2 separate regions of the Mus musculus genome follow, and region 1 is linked to region 2. Evidence: chromatin loops called from intact Hi-C (ENCODE). Cell type or tissue: left cerebral cortex. All regions are shown on one strand. Each heading gives the region's core, and the rest is flanking DNA. Links, peaks and the distances in the headings are about the cores only. Region 1 overlaps Ddx10 (DEAD box helicase 10). Region 2 has its middle 8.2 kb from the start of Gm25562.

Region 1 (11,194 bases), core at 3,718-6,217, 830 kb before region 2:
TAGTCAGAGCCCAGATGTCCCTCAGCTGAAATAGGGATACAGAAAATGTGGTTCATTTACATAATGGAATACTATTCAGCTGTTAAAAATGAGTGCATCATGAATTGTGCAGGCAAATGGATAGAACTAGAAGTACCATTTTGACTGAGGTAACTCAAACCCAAAAGCACATGGTTAGGTTTATTAATTATGCTAAGTATATCAAAAAATATTACCTATAAGAAAGATCTATTTAAGAGGTAATGGTAATTATGTATCTGCAAAGTTCTTATAAATCAAAATTATCTAAAAATTAAACATTAAAATTTATATACACAGTCCAATTTCAGTGTCTTTTTACTGTCATTGTGCTCATCATCTCTGATCGTAGGTTGTCAGTGTTAAGAATCCTGTATTCTATTCATAGCATGCTACTCTGTCTCTTCCTTTAATATAGTGATGAGAACAAACAATTACAAGTAAGCTGCAGTGTGTTACCCTTCTGTTCAAATCCCAACTCTTAGAGGGCTTCTAAAGCTTAATTATAGTAATAGCTGCAAAGTTCTAAGTCCAGTTCAGATTTTATTTCCTCTGTTTTGCCAATTAATTAACTTTAATATCAGATTTTGTGATTATTTCTCATGAACAACAAGGAAATTCTGGCCCTTGTCCTGGTGTACTGCCAGATTGCTATGTCAGTCGCTTCCTTAATACCTTTGGATTTCTGCCCAAAATGCCACTTTCCTAATGAGGCTCTCCTGATCACCTGTTAGAGAATACTAACCTCATCCTCCCTTGTACTCTTACCTAATTTTTTCTCCTCCGTATTTGCCCCTATCAGAAGATCTATAACTGTGTACCTGGGTGTTGTTGTTTGACCTCCTCTGTCGTGGAAATCTGTTCACTTTTCTGTCTATGCCACATAGGCTGGAACCCAGCAAATATTAAGTGTTCAGTGTTGCAGTGAAGGAAGCTTTGTCTGTTTAATTTACTTGATTTTACTGTGAAAAACATTAGTTTCCAGAATTACTTGGAACTGTCCGTTAGAAGGCAGAATTTTGTGGAGATGTGCTTTACTCTTCTGGAGACAGAAGAGTAAAGCCAAATGAGGTGAAAGGGGGTGAGGAGAGGAAACAGTGTTAGTGCAGACAGACAGAAATTGCTGCCTTTCAGCAGTCTTCACTGCTCCTGCCCCATGGTAGCACAGAGGAAAAAAAAATGCTCTTTTCCTTTACTTTTCTAGAACTTAAAATAAATCGCAGCTTTTTTGTTTTATCAACTTTTTCCTTACCAGTCTTATAAGTTAGTAAAACAAAGAAGCACATATTGGCAGCATGGCTCTCTCCCCCTTGTTGGTATAGTTAGAGGTTGCATTACATGTGCATTGCCTCATTAATTCTCCCAAACAGTGCTATGAAATGGGCATGGCTACCATTACCGTAGCAGTGGGGACACAGGGATTTTCAAGATGTACAAGAGTTCAAAGCCAGACAGTTATTATATATGCTAGGTAAGTGCTTTACAACAGAGCTACATTTCCAGACCCAAACTACTTGTTTTCAAACCTCTTCTCAACTGGTCTCCTGCTAGGTGTGGCCACTAAGGGTTCCAGGTAAAATGTGTTTCTAGGCATTGGGAGCTGACACGTAGAAATGGGGTCTGGAGGAATAGCTTAGGGAATTCACATGATAAAGCACGGTCTTTCAGGATTTGCTTAGTTGCTTGAGGATAGAGAGTGAGGAGAGGCCACAGCAGGCATACTGCTAAGATGCTGGGGATGGGACTGGGGTTAGATTTGAAGAAGAGGATGGAGAGTGAAGATCCGAAACTCTCCTACCTCCTCCCCTAACCTATTGGCTTTTCTGGCAGAGTTCACCAGAGGGATCCTAGAGAATGATTGCTGCTTTGGGGGGATAAGACAAGGGGATGAGTGGGAAGGAAGGTGGAGGAGATGTGCATGATTTGCCAGAGATGGGGCAGAGAGGAAGAGGAGCCTGCAGGAAGTGATCTGCTATAGAGTTTGAAGTGATACTGGGGAATTGGATTTGGAGGAAAAAAAAAATAGGTGAAGATGTACAGGTACCTTACTTGCTTCCAGGGCTGTGTGTGCCTTCCAGGGAGATCTGGATTCTGTTTTAAAAGAATAGACTGGCTAACTCTTCTCTTCTCTTCTCTTCTCTTCTCTTCTCTTCTCTTCTCTTCTCTTCTCTTCTCTTCTCTTCTCTTCTCTTCTCTTCTCTTCTCTTCTCTCTCTTCCTCTTCCTTCCCTCCTTTCCCCTCTTTCCTTCAGACTATGATGGTTGTCTCTTGACACAACTATTTTCTAAGCTCCCTATATTGCATGTGAGGGGTTTGTCTCTTTTGATAGCATTGTTTCAAAGTGCTAATCCTTTTAGAAACCAGAGCTACTAGTGGGTCACAGCATTTGAATGATTGTGAGTAGTTTAAATCCTGTTTTTAGAGCTTCTGGTCCTTTTTTTATCATTAGAGCAGACCCCTTTTAGGGCTGGGTTGTAAACTCAGAAGGGTCTGAGCAGGAGTTCCAGTTCTGTAGTTCTCATCAAGACAGTGTGAAGATGCAGAGTAGCACCTGTACTATCCCAGTGCTCATTCAGAGCAAGTGAGTAGGTGTCCAGGAGAGCAGCTGCAGGAAAGAGGTTTTCTGTTTTTACAGAGAAAATGCTGTAATAGCAGAAGTGGCTCAGGGCTATACCAGCCTCCAAGCCTCTGAGGCACTTTGACCTGTCATGGTCCTGTTGTTTAGCTTCCCATTGCTACCCTCTGCAATGAGGTAGGTATGTTTTACTGTTCTGTTAGAGGGATTGAAGGTTGGCATTCAGATTGGAGAGGCCAAATGAATTTCCAGATGGGACTTGCTTTCTTTATTTTCATATGTGTGATCTATATGTACTGGCCTTAGGCAACTGCCTTAGCACAACTGAAGTGTTATATGCTCTGGGTCATATAATGCTTTCAGCATTTTTTGGTCTCCATGTTTTTTGTGCATGGAGATAGCAGAGCCTATATTAAATATTAGATTGATGATTTATAAGTCACAAATATAACAGTTTCTTAACAACAATACCAGAGCACAAGATAATTTTATTTTTGTAGTTGGGGAATCATACACTGCTTGAAGGTGGCCCCATACCTCAACTGGGGGCCCTGTCTATCTACTGGAAGTGGTCTCTTCGGGTTCCATCTCCCAACCTGCTCCCCCTACCCCTGCGGCCTTTTGTAATTATTTTCTTCCATCTTCCATGGGAATGAAGCATCCTCACTTGGGCCTTCCTTCTTGTTAAGTACATACCATGCAGGTCCTTTTGGGTCTGGGTTACCTCACTAAGGATTTCTAGTTTGATCCATTTGCCTGCAAAATTCATGATATATTCACTTTTAATAGCTGAGTAGTATTCCATTAAATGAACCACATTTTCTGTATCCATTCTTTGGTTGAGGGACACCTGGATTGTTTCCATCTTCTGGCTATTACAAATAGAGCTGATATGAAACAGTGGAGCATGTGTCCTTGTGGTGTGGTGGACCATCTTTTGGGTATATGCCCAGGAGTGGTAGCTGGGCCTTCAGGTAGAACTATTTCTTAGTTTCTAAGGAACTGCCAGTTTGATTTCCTGAGTGGTTGTACAGGCTTGCACTCCCACCAGCAATGGAGGAGTGTTCTTTCTTCACATCCTCACCAGCACGTGCTGTTACTCGAGTTTTTGGTCTCAGCCACTCTGACTGTTGTTGTTGTTTGTCTCATGAGATCCCATTTCACTTCCATATTCCTACTTAGAGTCTACCTGAGCCTATGTGTTGAAACATAACCCTTTTCTCTAGTTTTTTCAGAGTATTTGGTCTTACGTTGTGATAATTTCCATTTAGAGACTTTTGTGAGGTAAAACAGACAAAGATCTAGTTTCATTGTTCTTCATGTTGATATCCAGATATCTCAACACCATTTATTGAATATGCTGTCATTTCCCCAAAGTATATTATTTACCTCTTTTCAGAAATTAGGTAGTTGAAGTTATGTGGACTTACGTATGGGTCTGTATTCTATTATACTAATCTATATGTCTGCTTTTGTGCCAGTCATGCTGTCTTTATTACTGTGGTTTAGTAATATTATCTTGGAATTGAGTATATTTGTCTTATAATATTCTTTTTTTCTTAAAAAAGAAGCCCCACAAGACAACACACTATTTAAAAATCTATGAATACTTACTCATTGATTCTGATTCAGTAAACATTTATATAATATGACCTTGCCTGACAATCCAAATATAAATGTGTTTGTTTTTTATACTAAGTTATAATCTGTAGAGGACTCGAGAAACCCATGATAACAATTGTGTAAGTCACAAGTAAATTAATATATTTACAAATGGGATACCATAAGGATACTGAGTGAATCAAAGAGTAAAAAACCCAAGAAAGAAAAGTGAGATATACATGCTGTGCCTTAGGTGGGACATGTTAAAGTTTAGTTCTGACCTGGTAGATATGACAGTCTCCTCATTCCTTCAGACACGCATCTGCTTAGTCAGACTTCTTCCTGACTGTCTTTTATGGTTGGGGACATTTCTACATGCAGTTTTCTTTCCATGTTTCTGTCTACTATTCAGTATTCAAAGGTCATCTGACTCATGCCCTGCCTTTCATGAAGACACCCCACATACACCATCTTCCCAGGATGCCTCCTGAGCTCTTCTGACTCATGGTAGTTACTGGATTGCAGGACATTGCATTCTTCATTACCTATTTCTTGTGGTGGCAGGAATTGCATTTTAGGCCAGCTCTGCTCTGAAATCAACTTTATGTACTTAGAGAAATGTTTTAATCTTAAAATCTGGTAAGATGGTATATTCCTTCATTCTCAATCCAGCAGCTCTCCTGCAGGCCTTCAAGGATGTCTCACTTTCCTCAACTCCTCACAGGGACTTACATAATTGAGATTAGACTATAGTCAGTGAGATCAGAATGGCCTGACAGATTGAAGTCTCTATGTGAAAAGAATCATGAAGGAATAATCTTTTTTAATACCCAGAATCTTCTAGTATAGACTTTTTCAAGTTCCATATGGTTCAGTTGATAACTTAACCACTTTCTCAAGAAAATGTAGACTTCCACAAAATGTTCCAATTTTGTACTTTCTTACCTCAAAGTTTAGTGCGAGTCAGTTCTCATCATAACACCATACTCCTAATGTTATATTCCATATTATAGTTTGAGAACCTCAAGGAGTCCCAAAACACAACTATTAAAACATACTGTTCCATAAAACTGACTATATAATCATGTAATTATAATAATTTATGCTTAGGATTATGGTGCTAGTCACTTGAATTTGGCATACTAGTAGGTATGGAATCAGAAATGTCCCCAATACTTGGTGGTAGGTCTCTAGGCAGAGAGAAGAGTGACCAGGACAATTAAAACAAAAACAAAAACAAACCAACCAACTAGCCAAACTACCGAAAACCTTGTAAAATGTGCAGATATGAGTTTCTCACATACCCAGAAGCAGTTGTATATGTATTGCAAATTTAAACATATATGTGTTTTAGAACTAGAAAATTCATGCATTTTAATTAAATTAAAAATATTTTTTAGACAATATATTTTGATCATATTCTTCCTCTCTTCCATATGCTTCCCAAATTCTACCTACCTCTTTACCCACACAAGTTCACCCCCCCCCAAAAAAAAAACCCCTGAATAATGAAAATCAAGCCAACCAACCAACGAACAACAATAGCAACAGATCCACTAAGACCAAAAACAAACCAACCAACCCACCTACCCACCCATCAAACATTGAGTCCATTTTGTGTTGTCAGCTGCTGCCAGCCATGGGGCCTGCCTGGAGCAGGCTTCGTATACCCAGTGATACTCCATTGGAGGTAATGGATTTTCCTTTCCCGGCAGTATCAATTACAGATAGCTTCTTGAATTAGGGGTGAGCCTTTGTGTTCACTTCTCCTTCTCCATGATGATATTTTCTGGTTTGAACTTGTGCAGGCTTTGTGTGTTCTGTTTGAGTTCATATGTGTATCAGCCCTATTATTTGTGAAAGATAGAAGATCTGTTTCCTCGGAGTCATCTACCATCTTTGGCCCTGACAGTTTTTCTGCTTTCTTTTTCCAAATAAATCCCCAAGCCTTGAGGGGAAGGGTTTGATAGAGACATTCCATTTAGGACTGGATACTCCAAAGTTTCTCACTCTGTACTCTTGGCAACACTGTTCAGTTAACTCTATGTTAATTACTGTCTACCACAAGAAACTTTTCTGATAAGGGTTGAGTACTGATATAGCACTATATCACTAGAAGTCATTTTGTTGCCATGTTCCTTTAGCAGAATAATAGTAGTAGGTTTTTTTGTTTGTTTGTTTTTTGCTAGGACCCATGACCTGTCTAGTCTCAGGTTCTTGGCTACTTTAGTAGTGTCAGATATGGGATCCATTTCATACCCAGCGTGGGCCTGAAATTATTTTGTAAAGTTACTGATTACCCACCCCTATAGCCTTGGCAGCACTGTTGCACTAGTATATTTGCAGGTAGGTCACTGTTGCAGGTCATAGGGTTTTTAATTGGGTGATAATGATTACTTTTCTCTTCTGGTAGCATGCAAAGTACCATTCAGGGCCACGAAGACTGTCAGTGGGGTGAAGCTTCTAGTTGGGCTTCAGCTTAATTTCTTAGGTTTGATGGTATAGTAAGTGGTGTCTTCAGCTTACCATCAAACTGTGGAGAATGACCAGTATAAGATATGTAATTGGGGCACTGTCTCCTCCACTATGTGATGACTCCATTTAAATTCCTTTTTTTAAAATATACATATATAATTTTAGGAAGCTTTACAGTAGTAGGTTCCCTTTAGCTTTCAAAACGTCCTTAGAATTAGTTTTCCCATCCCATATTCTGTCCTTTTCTTGCCCTCCTATCATCTTCCTTGTTTCATCTTATTTAGCTTTTCCTTTATCACTTTTTAACACTACATTCCATTTCCTCTTTCTTGGAAGATTTCTTCCTCTCATATGGCCTGCAGTTAACCTCTGTGGTTATTCTGATTGAACACACATAGCGTAATAGTTCTTGTCATTTTATATTATTTCTGTTTTTCTTTCTGTGGCTGTGATAAAATGCAGAACAAAAACAACTTGGGGAGGATGTGGTTCCTTGGCTCAAGCCTATCATCAAGGGAAGCCAAGGCAGGAAACCCAGAGCAATAACCTGGGAAAGTTAATGAAAGGTAAAAGACTTCATGTGCCAGGTGGAGAGGCAGAGGCAGGAGGATCTCTGTGAGTTTAAGGCCAGGATGGTTTAAAAGCAGGTTCCAGGACAGCTAGGACTGTTATACAGAGAAACTCTGTCTCACAAAACCAAACAACAACAACAAACAAACAAACAAACAGACGGAAGGAAGGAAGGAGAGAGAGAGAGAGAGAGAGAGAGAGAGAGAGAGAGAGAGAGAGAGAGAGACAAACAGACAGTGGGTAAGTTAGTTATGATTTTCAGATATGCCCTTCAGAGTGTGTTTCTCCTGTGTGAGCAAAACACGTATGTTTATTTGTTGTTATTATTTTATTTTGTTTTTGTCTTGTTCAATGGAAAATTATCTTTATTGTATCCCTACTAGACCTGTTCATAAAAGATCTATGGAAAAATGTAAAATGAAGGATAGGAAAACTTAGCACTTGGTCATCATTATACAAATGAATTTCATCAAATCCTAATTACCTGGTATTAAAATTAGAAACTGGGTTAATTGATTTTTTTTTTTTTGGTTAAAAAAAGATACTCTAAGTGTGAACATGTTTTAATGATAATTGTAATGAGCAGTTTTATAATGAACAAGACTGAAAGTTAGAAAATGACACAATGGTATGTTTTAAAGTATTTGTGTTACATTTGTGTGTGCATATTTATGTATGAGTGTAGATCTCTGTACAGGTGTGCACAGTGTGCAGAACCTGAGGTTGACACTGGCTATCTTCCTATATCACTCTCCATCTTAGTTTTTGAGTTATAACCATAGAGGTTAGGTAGCTAGTAAGTTTTTAATGTGCTGATAGGCACGTGTGATTGTCCCTGCCTGTGTAATTGCAGGTGCACTGTCATGGCTGGCTTTTATGAATACTGGAGATCTAACTTAGGCCCTTGCTTTACTGAGTCTCCTGTTGTTGACTTTAAGGTAAAGATAGGAATTTGGTACTAATTGAAAATCACATCTGTTCTGAGTGTGCAGCACTTAAGGTGAAGAATCTAGTAGAATTTTAAATGTCTATTTATTACATTCTTAAATGAGACTTATAAGTCTTTTTCCAATTACAAGTCATTGGTTATCAAACTAAAGATCATGGGATTTTCTGATTTTAATGTTATTCAGATCAATTAAATTTGAAAATTTCAGCCTAAAATGAATAGTGGAAGAGATTTAGTAAAGCATTAAGACTGAATAGCAAAGTTAATAGGATTCAGAATGCAAAATATCTTAGAAAATGTTGTTTTGTTCATGTAGGCATATTGTTTTATACAATTTTTTTCTAGTAAAGGCAAATGTGATATTTTAGTAAAATAGTTGTGAAATTTGAAAGGAAGTTTAATTTTTCTCTAAAATCCTTATTTTTGAGCAAGAGCAGTTTTTTTCTTTTTTCTTTTCTTTCTTTTTTTTTTTTTTTGCTATAAGAATGTAGAATGATCTGTCCCTTTTGCTTTTTAGGATTTACTTATTTTTATTTTATATATTTATATATATATATATATATATATATATATATATATATATATATACACACACACCATGTACCATGTGCGTGTGTGATGCATGTAGAGGTCAGAAGAGGGCGTTTAATCCCCTGATACTGCAGTTACATATGGTTATGGGTCACTATGCTGGTGCTGGGAACTGAATCTGGGTTCTCTTTCAGTTCCTAACCACTGAACCATCTCTCTAGTATCTCCCTCCCCACATACTTTTTATTCGAAACCTCTTACTTACCCTAGATAGAAATCTTGTTGAAAAATTCGATTTAGAGTTGTAATTTATATTTTTTCAATTATTAATTTTTTACTTTTTTGTTTGTTGTTTTTTCATTTTTTTATTGGATATTTTATTTATTAACATTTCAAATGTTATTCTCCTTTCCTGTTTTCCCCTCCAGAAACCCCATCCCCTCCCCCCTCCCCCCTCCCTCTGCTTCTATGAGGGTGCTCCTCCACCCACCCACCTATTCCCGCTTCCTGCCCTGGCATTTTCCTACACTGGGGCATCAAGCCTTCCTAGAACGAAGGGCCTCTTCTCCCATCGATGCCCAAAAAGGCCATCCTCTGCTACTTATGTGACTGGAGCCATGTGGTGGTTTGGTCCCTGGGAGCTCTGGGGGAAGTGGGAGGAAAGGTTTTGGTTGGTTGATATTGTTGTTCTTCCTTATGGGGTTGCAAACCCCTTTACCTCCTTCAGTTCTTCCCCTAACTTCTCCATTGGGAACTCCATGCTCAGTCTAATGGTTGGCTGTGAGATCCTCCTCTGTATTTGTCAGGCGGAGCCTCTCAGGAGACAGCTTTGACAGGCTCCTGTCAGCAAGCGCTTCTAGGCATTCACAACAGTGTCTGGGTTTGGCAACTGTATATGGGATGGATCCCCAGGTGGGGCAGTCTCTGGATGGTCTTTCCTTCAGTCTCTGTTCAACATTTTATCTTTGTATTTCCTCCAGTGAGTATTCTGTCCCCCATTTTAAGATAAGTGTGTCCACACTTTGGTCTTCCTTCTTCTTGAGCTTCATGTGGTTTATGAATTGTATCTTGGGTATTCAGAGCTTTTGGGCTAAAATCCACTTACCAGTGAGTGCATACCATGTGTGTTCTTTTGTGACTGGTTTACCTCACTCAGGGTGATATTTCTAGTTCCATCCATTTGCCTAAGAATTTCATGAAGTTGTTGTTTTTAATAGCTGAGTAGTACTCCATTGTGTAAATGTACTACATTTTCTGTATTATTTCCTCTGTTGAAGGACATCTAGGTTGTTTCCAACTTCTGGCTATTATAAATAAGGCTGCTATGAACATAGTGGAGCATGTGTCCTTCTTCCATGTTGGAGCATCTTCTGGGTAGATGCCCAGGAGTGGTATAGCTGGGTCTTCAGGTACTATGTCCAATTTTCTGAAGAACCGCTAGACTGATTTTTCAGAGTGGTTGTATCAGTCTGCAGTCTCAACAATGGAGAAATGTTCCTTTCTCCACATCCTTGCCAGTATCTGCTATCACCTGAGTTTTTGATTTTAGGCATTTTGACTAGTATGAGGTGGAATCTCAAGGTTGTTTTGATTTGTATTTCCCTGATGACTAAAGATGTTGACCATTTCTTCAGGTGCTTCTCAGCCATTCGATATTCCTCAGTTAAGAATTCTTTGTTTAGTTCTGTACCCCATTTTTTAATAGGGTTATTTGATTCTCTGGAGTCTACCTTCTTGAGTTCTTTGTATATATTGGATATTAGCCCTCTATCGGATATAGGATTGGTAAAGATTTTTCCCAATCTGTTGGTTGCCGTTTTGCCCTATTGACAGTGTCCTTTGCCTTAGAGAAGCTTTGCAATTTTATGAGGTTCCATTTGTTGACTGTTGATCTTAGAGCATAAGCCATTGGTGTTCTGTTCAGGAAAAATTTCCCTGTGCCCTTGTGTTCGAGGTGCTTCCCCACTTTCTCTTCTATTAGTTTCAGTGTATCTGGTTTTATGTGGAACTCCTTGATCCACTTGGAGCTTTGTACAAGGAGATAAGAATGGATCGATTTGCATTCTTCTACATGCTGACTGCCAGTTGAACCAGTACCATTTGTTGAAAATGCTGTCTTTTTCTCACTGGATGATTTTAGCTCCTTTGTCAAAGATCAAGTGACCATGGGAGTATGGGTTCATTTCTGGGTCTTTAATTCTATTCCATTGATCTACCTACTTGTCTCTGTACCGATACCATTGCAGTTTTTATCAGTGTTGCTCTGTAATACAGCTGGACTCCAGGGATGGTGATTCCTTTAGAAGTTCTTTTATTGTTGAGAATAGTTTTTGCTATTCTGGATTTTTTTTTTTTTGTTGTTGTTCCAAATGAATTTGAGAATTGCTCTTTCTATCTCTGTGAAAAATTGAGTTGAAATTTTGAAGGGGATTACATTGAATCTGTAGATTGCTTTTGGCAAGATGGCCTTTTTT
Region 2 (11,194 bases), core at 5,100-7,599:
GAAGGAAGGGAGGGAGGGAGGGAGGGAGGGAGGAAAGGAGGGAGGGAGGGAAAGGAAGGAAGGGAAAGGAAGGAAGGAAGGGAAAGGAAGGAAGGAAGGAAGGAAGGAAGGAAGGAAGGGAAAGGAAGGAAGGAAGGAAGGGAAAGGAAGGAAGGAAGGAAGGAAGGAAGGAAGGAAGGAAGGAAGGAAGGAAAGAAGGAAGGAAGGAAAAGGAAGAAAGGAAGGAAGGGAAAGGAAGGAAGGAAGGAAGGGAAAGGAAGGGAAAGGAAGGAAGGAAGGAAGGAAGGAAGGAAGGAAGGGAAAGGAAGAAAGGAAGGAAGGAAGGGAAAGGAAGGAAGGAAGGAAGGAAGGAAGGAAGGAAGGAAGGAAGGAAAGAAGGAAGGAAAGGAGAGAAAGATGGAGTTAGTGAGATGGCTCAGTGTGTAAATGCACTTGCTGCCAAGCCTGATGACCTTAGCCCAGTTCCTGCAATCCACAGGATAGGAAAAGACAACTGACCCCACACGGTTTTTAACTCCCACTTATTTGCTGTGACATGCACATGCACACATACACAAGGGAGGAGAGGAAAGGAGGGAGGGTGGGGTGAGGGAGAGGGAGGGAGGAGAAGACATCTGACATGACATTGATCTCTGGTCTCCACACACATGGACACATACAGGAATACACACTCACGTACACGAACACATACAGTCAAAAGACAAAGTAAAGGACTGATCGGCAAAGTGGGACTCTATATGCCTCTAGACTTGTGCTCAAATAAATCATTTGGAGAATTGACCTGCAGACTGAGGTGAGCATCTCAGAAAAGAACTTACTGGATCCAAAAGGTACCCATACGGTTAACTGCACCACAATCATATCTCTCAAGGACAAGAAGTAGAAGGGGGAAAGCTCTTATTCTATAATGTGCTCCTAAATGGACAGACTTCTAAGTGACCACATAATCCCCATCCCTGCATGGCAGGAAGAGGTGGGAATAAATATGCAGAAACTATTCTGTTTCATGGTTGCATGACTACCAAGCAGATGGGTACATAAGCACAAAACTGTTCTTTATAAACATTGAGAAACCCCATCAATCCAAACTGGATCCATCTGGCTCAGCCCAGCTCTATCCAAGAGAGATGGCAGATAGATCTGTGAGTCTAATTACTATAACATGAGAAAAATAGTTCCTTGTCACATGAGCTTCGGATATGAACTCTTAGAGATGAATTTCAGATGCTGAAGATCTCTGTGTAATATATATAAATGGCCTGTTTAATATTTCTAACATGGCTTGCTAGCAACTATTTCACATCTATCTATGGAATGGGCAATTATATGCATACCACATCCTGGGGTTTTTTAAATGAACTGAAATGGTTTTTGTAAGACTTGGTATATAATTTCTGTCACACCACAGATGTCCAATAATTATAAAAATAGACTTAATAGTTTTACTGGGATTGTTGCCTTATAGCTAGTTGCTCTTCCTGGGAAAGAAATTCTGCTTTTCCCTTTCTCTCTCTGTCTTCCTGGTGTCATCAATTCTGTGCTCTTCATAGCTCTTTATTTTGTTTCACTCAGTAAAACGTCATTGCTCACCATGGAGTGGACTGCCGAGTTTTAGCCTGAAGAAGAAAACTGATGCCAATGTCACACAGCATCTCTCTGAACGAGGTCACCTCTCATCCTGCACTTATCAGAAGTTGTTGTGGCCTCAAAAGTTGTTGGATAAATCATTTTTAATAATTATACACTGCTTATTTAAATAATCAAGACTGAAGTTACATCCAGCTATCTGCCCTCTACTTTAAGATAATTTAAAGATCAAAAGACTCGTTCTTTTCTCAGTCATACTTCCCTGAGCCCCTGGATTCCACAGAGAATTTCCTCCTGTGGAACTCAGGGGGAGTCTGTGTCAATGTCCCCCTGCTTTGGCCATTGCCTTTATATATGGCTCTCAAACCGTGGCAGATATGTTTTAAAGGCTGAGTGCAAACCTCACTCCAGCCTAGGAGCCTTCTTTCTCACTTCTGGAGTATGGGAGAGATAGAGGAAAACTTCTAACTTCTGTCTCACATGCTGCCTTCCAGATGCTTGCAAACATTTTTTCTGTCTTCCCTTATGCTCACCCACCAGTAACATATTCCAATTCCTCCCCTCACATATAAGACAATTCCTCACCATTTTATATCCCTATTGCTCCTCCCCTAAGTGGACATTTAGTTACAGTAGATATGTTTATGTACTATGAGAAGGGGAAAGGGAATAGGTGAGCAAGGCAGAGGAGAGGAGGGAAGATCAGAGATGAAGGGTTTTCAGAAAAGACACTGGTGGGTAATTATTGGTGCTGGGTTCTTCCTCACATGAAACACAGTGGGGCCATAAATCTAATAGCCTTCGCCATTCATTTCTTCTCTTCTGCTCTGGATTCCAAACCACACCCCCTGTGTTAATCAGCTTAAGTGGCTATAACAAAGCACCTTAAACTGGGTGGCTTTGAGGAGCTGGAAAGTCCCAGATCAAGGGACTGTTGGGTCCAGTGTCTCTTTCAGGTTTAACGATGGTCATATTCTGGTTGGATCCTAAGATGGAGGGAACAATCTACCTTCTCTCTTGTGTCTCTCTTTATGAGTGCATTAATGCCATCATGGGACTCCAAAATTAAGAGCTAATTCTCTCTCAATGGTTCCATTTCCAAATATCATCACATTGGGGTCTGTATGTTCAATCTGTGTTTGAGGTGGACACAATAAATTTTGACACTATCATCCTGTCCACTGCTCCTTCTCAAGGAGCCCTGTTCCAGCTTCGCTGAACTTGAAAACTGTGTTTTTAGGATTTGCCCAAGAACTCCTCCTTTGTGTGTCATCATACAGTGTGTCCTTGGCCAGTGGCATACGAGTTTTGGAGGTAGAAAGACTTCAAATCCTTACTTGATCACTTCCTGGTTTCAGAGACTTGGTGACTTTTTTATAAACATTTTTCATCTTTGGTTTTCTTCTCTGAACAAAAGAGCTAACACTGTGTCTTCTAATCCTACCGGCCATCCTCAAGTTGTGAGAATGATCCAGAATATCTCAAACACCCACACTGAGCCCAGTCTCTGGTCCTTTCTATTCAAAGGAGAAAGAAAGAAATGTCCACTTGCATTATCATAGGCCTGCAGTCCAACCACATTTACTCACCCACCAGAGACTTCAATCTTGAAGAGCCAGCTAGGGGAAAGTCTCTGGTGGCAATCAGCTTGCGGCTGATGGAGAAACATAGCATTTCAGGGCTGAGTGGCAGCAAAGTTGAATCCCCAAGTAACAGTGTCAGCTGTGATTATCACTCTACTGTTCACTGGACCAGTTCACGCTCTACTGTTAGCCATTGCTCCCGCAGACCGTATCTCCAGCCTGGACCTTCAGACAGACTCTGGGTAATATCTTTATAATAAAACGCTCTTCTGAAGAGTCCGTCTGTCTTGTGATCATGACCCCTGACTAATACAATAACATCAAGTGCTTAAGTGCAGCTCAGCATAGAGGTGTGATTGTGATCTTTATGGCTCACATACTCTGTCAGTGTCACTTACAGAATAAATTACTTCTGCTGTTAGTTTCTGTGACTTATTCTCTGGCAGTTAAAATTAATTTCTGGGCTCTTTCTGGTGTTCTAGTGATCTTTAAGGTCTGGTTTCAATAGCATTCTATCTCAGCTATTTTAATCTATATCCATGAACAAGAAGTCTCTCCCATTAGTCCTTGTTTTTCAAAATTGCCTTTATGTGGTCTCAATGTTCTTATATATGTTGGGATTCACTGAGATTGTCGTTGTAACGACAATCCAGCTAGCTCTAAATCAGTCTTAAAAATGGATGTCTTTACATTTCGATTCCCTGAACCCAACATCTTGACATATTCAAGTCACGCTTTATATCGCTTATTATCATCTTCTTCTGGCCACGTAGGTTCTAGTTCATTTCTTGGGAGCATGCACATAATCGCAGTAGGCAGAGGGCATTATTTCCAAAACAGGTTCCAGCTGTTCACTTCTGCTACCTAGATGTTTATTTTATACTAGAAATCTCCCTCGCTGATTTTTCCTTTCTATTTAATATTTATTGGACACATACCTCCTACCTGACATCATGAGTCCCTAACAACGATTATATTTCCCTCTGAGTGTGTATAAACCATGTTTTTTCAAAATGTGTTCCAGAATCTCCTGGTAACCTACATTGTGATTTCTTATTAAAGATTCTGGGCCAGCTCCTTTCTGAGTCTACCCCGTGAGAATTTTTTTCTCAGGCGGGTGCTGTGATTCTTTCATAACGTGATTCTCTGCTTTGCGCTCCTGGTTTGTCCCCCTAATGATTACTGGGGGAGTTCCTATTCATTACTTAAAGACCAGCTCAAATGTCACTTCCTGTCTGCATCTGGCCCTGACCACACACTTGGACAGAATTAATTTCTCTCATCGGTATTCCCATAGCAGTATCTACACACCTCTGCTATAACACAAGACACATCATATGATCTTTTGCCCCATGTTTCTGTCTCCCCCAAAGATGCTGTGAGAGATCAATATCCTCCTCATCTCTATATCCCCAGTAATCAATATGTTCCGTAGAATAAACAGTGGGATGATTAATCAGTAACAATTTTTATGATTTAAATAAAGCCAGTGATTTATTGTTTCTGGAAACAATCATATTTCCCATTTTATCTTGTTCTCTTTCCGTTCCCTCAAGGTATCTGGCAGTCTCTGTGATTTCTAAAATATTATCCTTTGTGATTCTGACCACATGTAGTCTTTTCCTTGGTCTAGAGAGCAATGTATTTCAAACGAGAACACACCTTGAGTTAGAGGCTAAACACATCCTAACCTCTTCCTCCTCCATCTTTGGTTTAGACATATTGCTTGTGGTATGGAATTATCTTTTTCTTAATGAGAAAAATCATTTCCCATGCTGAACTGGATATCCAAACCAGCAAATTCATTACTGCTTCAGTCAAAACTACTAAAGTCTAAGCCAAGAGCCAAAGCCACAGGCAAGTGCCATGGTACAGGCAGAACGCAACAGAAGCTGTGTCAGGTGCCTACAGTCATCACTGTGGGCAAACAGGGGAAGCTCAAGACCAAAGCTGGGAAAACGGGGTGACCTCCTGGAGACAATAGGTCAGCTTGGGGGGGAAAAATGCTAAAACTAATGCAGAAAAAGGAGTTAGGTGTTTCCTCCACTGAAATTTCGATGTCAACAAACATCTTCATTTCTAAGCAGCCTGTTACTCCTCCAAAATGTCATGCTTAACTATCTTCGTCTATTCCCAGTCAGCCACCGAAGCCTGCTCAGTCTAGCTAAGTACCTCTGAAAATCACCACCACTTGAGCCCATCTCTTGGTCCTGAACCACTGACAGCGCCATACAGCCAAGAACTAGGCATTGTTCCTTGCTGACTCCAAACCACTTCCCACACTGATACCACTACTGCCCTTGTAAAATGCCCAGAGTGGGTTGGCATCTTTCCTCCTTATACACCTCTATGCTTCTGTAGATAAATGAACACAATCTTTAACCAAACTGCCTTTGAAGGCCATGAGAAATCATAGAAAGTTCCAAAGCTTTAAAGTAAAAGACCCTAAGCCTATACCAACATGTTCTCATTTAAAATATGTGTGAACTTTGGGTAAGATAATTAGCCTTTCTGATCCTCTATTTTCATCAGTAAAAAAAAAAAGTCATAATAAAATTATTATTATTATTATATTATTATTATTACATAACATAGTATGATAAAGAATGTAAGAATACTAGATATGAAAAATCTGTCAACTATAATGCATTATGCAAATAACAGTAAGAATTTCACCACCTAGTAAGAAATACCAAGCATCAGACAAACACATACAATACCATGCAGGCATTGAGATGCATGCATGAAATAATAATTGGAAAGGACCTGAGTTTAAGTACAGAAAGAATTGTTTAATATACTGAGTATTCAGGAGATGAGACAGACAGTGAGGAAGTCTAGGGGGTGAACAGCCAGCAAGACTGATGGCTTACTCCTAAAGAAACAGAAACTCCACCGTGCCTGCCCTTCAGTGCTTTGCTTTAAGGCTTATTTGGAAGAGAGGCCGATGCTGCCAGTATTTTTAGAATTACCTGTAAATATTTATTTATAGATCTGTAGTTTGGATTATCGTTATTTTTCCTTTTCATAATCTACTTTTAAAATATTTGCTGCCTTCTTGGGGGGGGGTGAAATAATATCTAAGGGCAGGCTTCTGTTTCTGAAGGACTAACCTGCTATGCAATGATGGCATTCAGTAAGGAAAATCTTGAGTCTAAAGAAAATTAATTTCATGGCTTATAAAGAAACTGTGTATTGACTTCCTCAAACAAGTGCACTCAGGAAACTCGCTGAACTGGCGTCGTGGTGAACTGATGGAGAAGCTGCTATAATTGATTCTCTTCATATGCCTTTAACTCAGGTACCACCGGAAGCTAGACTTCAGACATTTCCCTAAATGGTACAGGCGCACTTTCTCCAAGGCACGAAGGAGAACCTCTGCTGCCATCTAGTGCTTTTTATAAAGAGTTCAGCCAGCCTGTAGGATAGAGGGATGTGACACTGAGGGTGGCAGAAAGTTAAAACTTTTAGAAATATTTTGATGGGGTTTTTTTTTTGGTTGGTTGGTTGGTTTGGGTTTGCTTTTTGCTTTTTTAAATCTACTCATTAGTTGGTAAGTCGTGCAGAGTCATTGGCCACACAATATGGGCTCCTGAATTAAATGTCATGGGGTAGGTTGTAAAAAATCCAGCATCAGAGACTCTGAAGCTCCACCCAGTTCTTAAACTTTCTGGAGGAAGGTTTCCTTTATTGTGATGAAGAGTCCATCTGGGCACAGAGGGACAGATGCACGTGTGCCTTGCTACAACCTCAATTCTTGAAATACTATGGTACGTCCTCCTAGGACCTTCAGCAAACTGTTCCCTTATCAATAGGAAGGCCTGCCTCTGATGCCTGCTTGCTGCCTTTTCTCTACTCCTCCATCTCCTTTTATAGCCAGCAACACTAAGAACTCTCCTCCAGACCCTGTTCTTGGCATTATTCTGTGTCCTTCTGAAAATGAGTAGCAAGCCCAGCTATACTGCAGTCTTGGAAGGCATGCTTGAATACCTTTCTAAAGACTAGAGAAATATCAGGTTCAAAAGAAAGACTGTCTCTCTCTTGTGAGACTATGCCGGGGCCTAGCAAATACAGAAGTGGATGATCACAGTCAGCTATTGGATGGGTCATACGGCCCCCAATGCAGGAGCTAGAGATATTACCCAAGGAGCTAAAGGGATTTGCAACCCTATAGGTGGAACAACAATATGAACTAACCAGTACCCCGGAACTCTTGTCTCTAGCTGCATATGCATCAAATGATGGCCTAGTCGGCCATCACTGCAAAGAGAGGCCCATTGGACTTGCCAACTTTAGATGCCCCAGTACAGGGGAACGCCAGGGCCAAAAAGGGGGAGTGGGTGGGTAGGGGATTGGGGGGGTGGGTAATAAAAAATAAAAAAATAATAATAATAAAAAAAGAAAGACTAGGGAAGCCGAGGTTGGCAACCGTTCATTTCTGGAATCATTTCAGATAAGCATTTAATCACAGGTGAACAGAGAGCACCCAATCATGGTGGCTCCCAACCGTCTGTGACTCCAGTTCCAAGGATTCATCACACAGCTGCTAAATCTAGACACATACATCACCTTCAACCTTAGCCTCTCTCTTCTGTCTCCATCACCTAACACACTACACTCACGCACACATACACACACTATACAACACATACACTATCCACATACACACTACAAAAGTCATACACTGCACGCATACACACTATACAATACACACTACAGAACACACACACTAAACACACACACACAGTAGGTTCTACCCTCTAAAAGTCTCCTAAGTCTATATAGTTTCTCTATTACCATTGACATCACATGTTCTGTAACATATCCGGGTTATGTGAGTTACAGCCATCGTGTATCCTTCTTTTATATATCCAATAGTCATCTAGCCATTGGAATGGATTTTTAGTTAATTTAGAATGTTGCAATCTTAATCAATTTTCTTCAGTAAATTTCCTTGGTGTTTGAGACACAGTGTGCACATTTAAGCACAACCTAAAATGCCCTCGGTGATCTGTGCTTACCACATGCATGTGTCCTTCTCCTATGCACTGCTTCCTTATTGCTATACTGACCACAAATCATTTGAATAATTACTTACACAGAATCTGTCCCTAAGCCCAAATTTTAAGTGCTATGAAGTCGGATACCAAGCTATCATATTATACTTGAGCCAAAAGAGGCAATCAACAAAAACATGTACTGAATGAATTAATGAGGTTAATATTGTCTCCAACAATTTTTGGTTGATAACATTCTCCTTGTTTGAATATTAAGTTTCTTTTAAAAACTAATTTGTTCTCCCCCCCCCCAACCCGTGTGTGTGTGTGTGTGTGTGTGGTGTGGTGTGATATGGTGTGGTGTGGTTGTATGTGTGTATGTGTGTGATGCATGCAGGAACCTGTGGAAGTCAGATGACTTTAGGTCCCTAACGATAGAGTTGCAGACAGTTGCGAGGTACAATGTGGGTGCTGGGAATTAAATCCAGGTCTTCTGCAAGAGTAAGTGACAGCTGGGCCATCTCTTCAGCCCCAGACACTAAACATCTTAGAGACAAAGAGTCCTCGAATGTTACGGACGCATAATGTTCAGAGGTCAAAGATCACTCAGACATGAGATTATAACTACAACACAGCAGGTTGGTTTGTTTCTTAAATCGTGTAAGAGGGCAATCAATACACTTGAAAACATCATTCCCATCGGGTTCTGCTTTCTCGGAATCACAGAGAAAGGGTAGTTAATAGAAGTTGATTGGATCTGGGTAGACCAAGAAGACAAAATTCAAATTGAGAAGGTTTAGAGGACACGGAGGCCACAGGTAACAAATGTGTGGAGAAAATCAAGAGTGGGCTCAGATATAAAAAAAAAAAAAATTTGCAATGGTTTTAATCCAGTAAAAAGGTAGGTGAGCTCTTTCCCCCATAGAAAGCTGCATCACAGTTAATTAAATGTACACAGTAGACATTTAGTGGTTTGAATTTTGGAAAATGGTTGGAAATGTGTGTGGTATCTTGCTAGAGTCAGCACGAGATATTAAGTGAAGTCTTCTTCCATCGTTACTCTTGGGCAGCATTCGATTAGTTAGACTTGACACTATTGGTGAGCTGGGTCAACATTGGAAACGTGACTGGATTAAGACTCACCTGAGAGATAAAGGAAAAGCTGCTGGTATAGCTCTGAGACCATTTCAGAGAGGATTAAGAGATGGGGAAAGACCCCCCCCCCCTGAATGTAAGGGTCACCGTCCTGTGTGTGCTAAGAGCTTAGCCTGGGTCAAAGAGGAAAGGGGGAGGGGAGCTGAGAGCCAACACCCCCCCCCTCCTCGTGTTCGTCTCAGTCCGGGAAGATGTGAGAGCCATACACACATGTTCCTTCATTCCCCAACACAGTAAACCTGCCTTCCGAACTCTCCACATCTGGGTGGTTGAATCAGTCTCCATTAGAAGTCCCTGCAAAGGAGGGCGCTGAGCCCTGCCGAAGATTTCCTCACAAAGTTGAACCTGAATCTCTTTTCAACAAATACCCTTCTCTAGAAATCTCTTCAAGTTGAAATTGCTTTCCTTCCTACTCTTCAGTCCTCCTGGTCTGAGAGAAGAGATGGTGACTTCTGACTCTAAGGCATTGGTCAATCAACTCTCCTTTGAAGGTTTGCTCCTGCCTCACCCAGCATCCACTTCTGGGTGTGACTTTACTCCACAACAAGAAAAACACACGTCCGGCTTCTCTATTGTTTGTGACAAGAGATTTTTTTTCAGATTATCATAATACTTCACCCTTTAGGCCGCAATAAAAAGAAAACGAGTTTGTTCAGTACACTTGAAGGAGAACAGCAGGCATGGCGACCACTGAAGAACCACCTCCGTGTGGTAATGGAGCGTGGTGGCCTGCACTTTGAAGGGGTTCTCTGCTTAGTTAGAGCCAGCCATTCTGTGGACAATTTCCCCATGGCATGAAATTCCTGCTATGTAAATGAGGGCAGGCTTCATTTGGCTGGTGGGGCAGTTATGGGGAGCCGCCATGCATATAATTTCCTGTCATAAGACTCCCTCCGTGGTGCCAGGTTGTGGCTAGTTTTGATTGGTCTGCACTCTGCCTTCCCACTGTTCTGCTGTTTGGGGATGCGTTGTGATGCTTGAACCAGGCTTTAGGTCAGAGAACTCTTCCCTTAGTCTCTCACTCATGGTTTCCCGTTCACACTCCTGACCATTTTTGTTTTGTATTCTCTAAATGGAAACACAAATATAGATGTAAGCAGTTAGTAGCCACGTAAGAAACTTTGCCTCCTCTTAAATCTTTTGCTTAGAATTAGGTTCCAAGAAGCCAGTGCCTCCTAACTTTCAGAAAATTGACACAAAGGACCTCTCACATTGTCAAGTTAGGATGGACAAAAATCATGGAGTTGTTACATTCTGTTACATTCAGGATCGAGTTCTTGCTTCTTTGCCTCCTGATAGCAGTAGGATTTGTTACAGTCCCTGTCTTCTAAGCAGACTAGCCTGTTAAGGTTTACCTGTCGGCCCCAACTCTATGCTGAGGCTTAGGACCTGGGGGCAGTGTGCATGACACCTGCTCAGGTCCTGACACCCACAGCACACTCCTTTCAACAGGGATTTTTCTCAGAATATTGGATGAATGTCAAGAGGAAGTCACCAGCCGTTTGGCCCTCAGATGACTTAGCTCAGAAGGTAGGATCAGACTGTCATAGGCTCAGCCTACCACGTCTGGCTGTGGAACTTTGGGGAAATTCCTTCAGAAATAGAGGTTGAAACCTAGAAGGGATGGTTCCAACACTCTTTCCAGCATCAAACTATCACGCTTAGAAATACTTGTACAGTCAGGATTTAGCCGCCAGCCAGAATGGATGGGCCGGATGGAGAAACATTTTAATGATTTAAGATGTTATTCGCTTGTAATAAAAAAGTAATTTTGTTTCTTCCAAACCTCCTGATTATTATGGAGGTTTTTCTGCCGAGTTTTATTCTAAAAAGGCATTATGATCATCAAGACTGACATAGCCATAAGGAATT

Evidence for each region. A loop is a pair of places that touch in the nucleus more often than their neighbours do. Peaks named below come from ENCODE experiments on the same cell type or tissue, not always from the same donor. Only the 100,000 strongest peaks of a DNase experiment are listed, where the experiment ranks them.
Region 1: it touches region 2 in a loop (3-fold over the local background); 13 of 42 quality-filtered maps call a loop at or near these places.

What each region holds. Positions count from the first base shown.
Region 1 is chr9:53,126,500-53,137,693 of GRCm38, reverse strand. All of the region lies in intron 16 of Ddx10 (DEAD box helicase 10), which reads left to right. Among named protein-coding and RNA genes, the nearest start is that of Ddx10, 120 kb to the left of the region's middle. In left cerebral cortex, for the core only: no CTCF peak of the experiment used is centred there; a DNase peak (open chromatin) is centred at 4,758.
Region 2 is chr9:52,293,840-52,305,033 of GRCm38, reverse strand. No RefSeq gene overlaps it. Among named protein-coding and RNA genes, the nearest start is that of Gm25562, 8.2 kb to the right of the region's middle. In left cerebral cortex, for the core only: a CTCF peak has its summit at 6,569 (motif pointing left); DNase peaks (open chromatin) are centred at 6,057 and 6,512.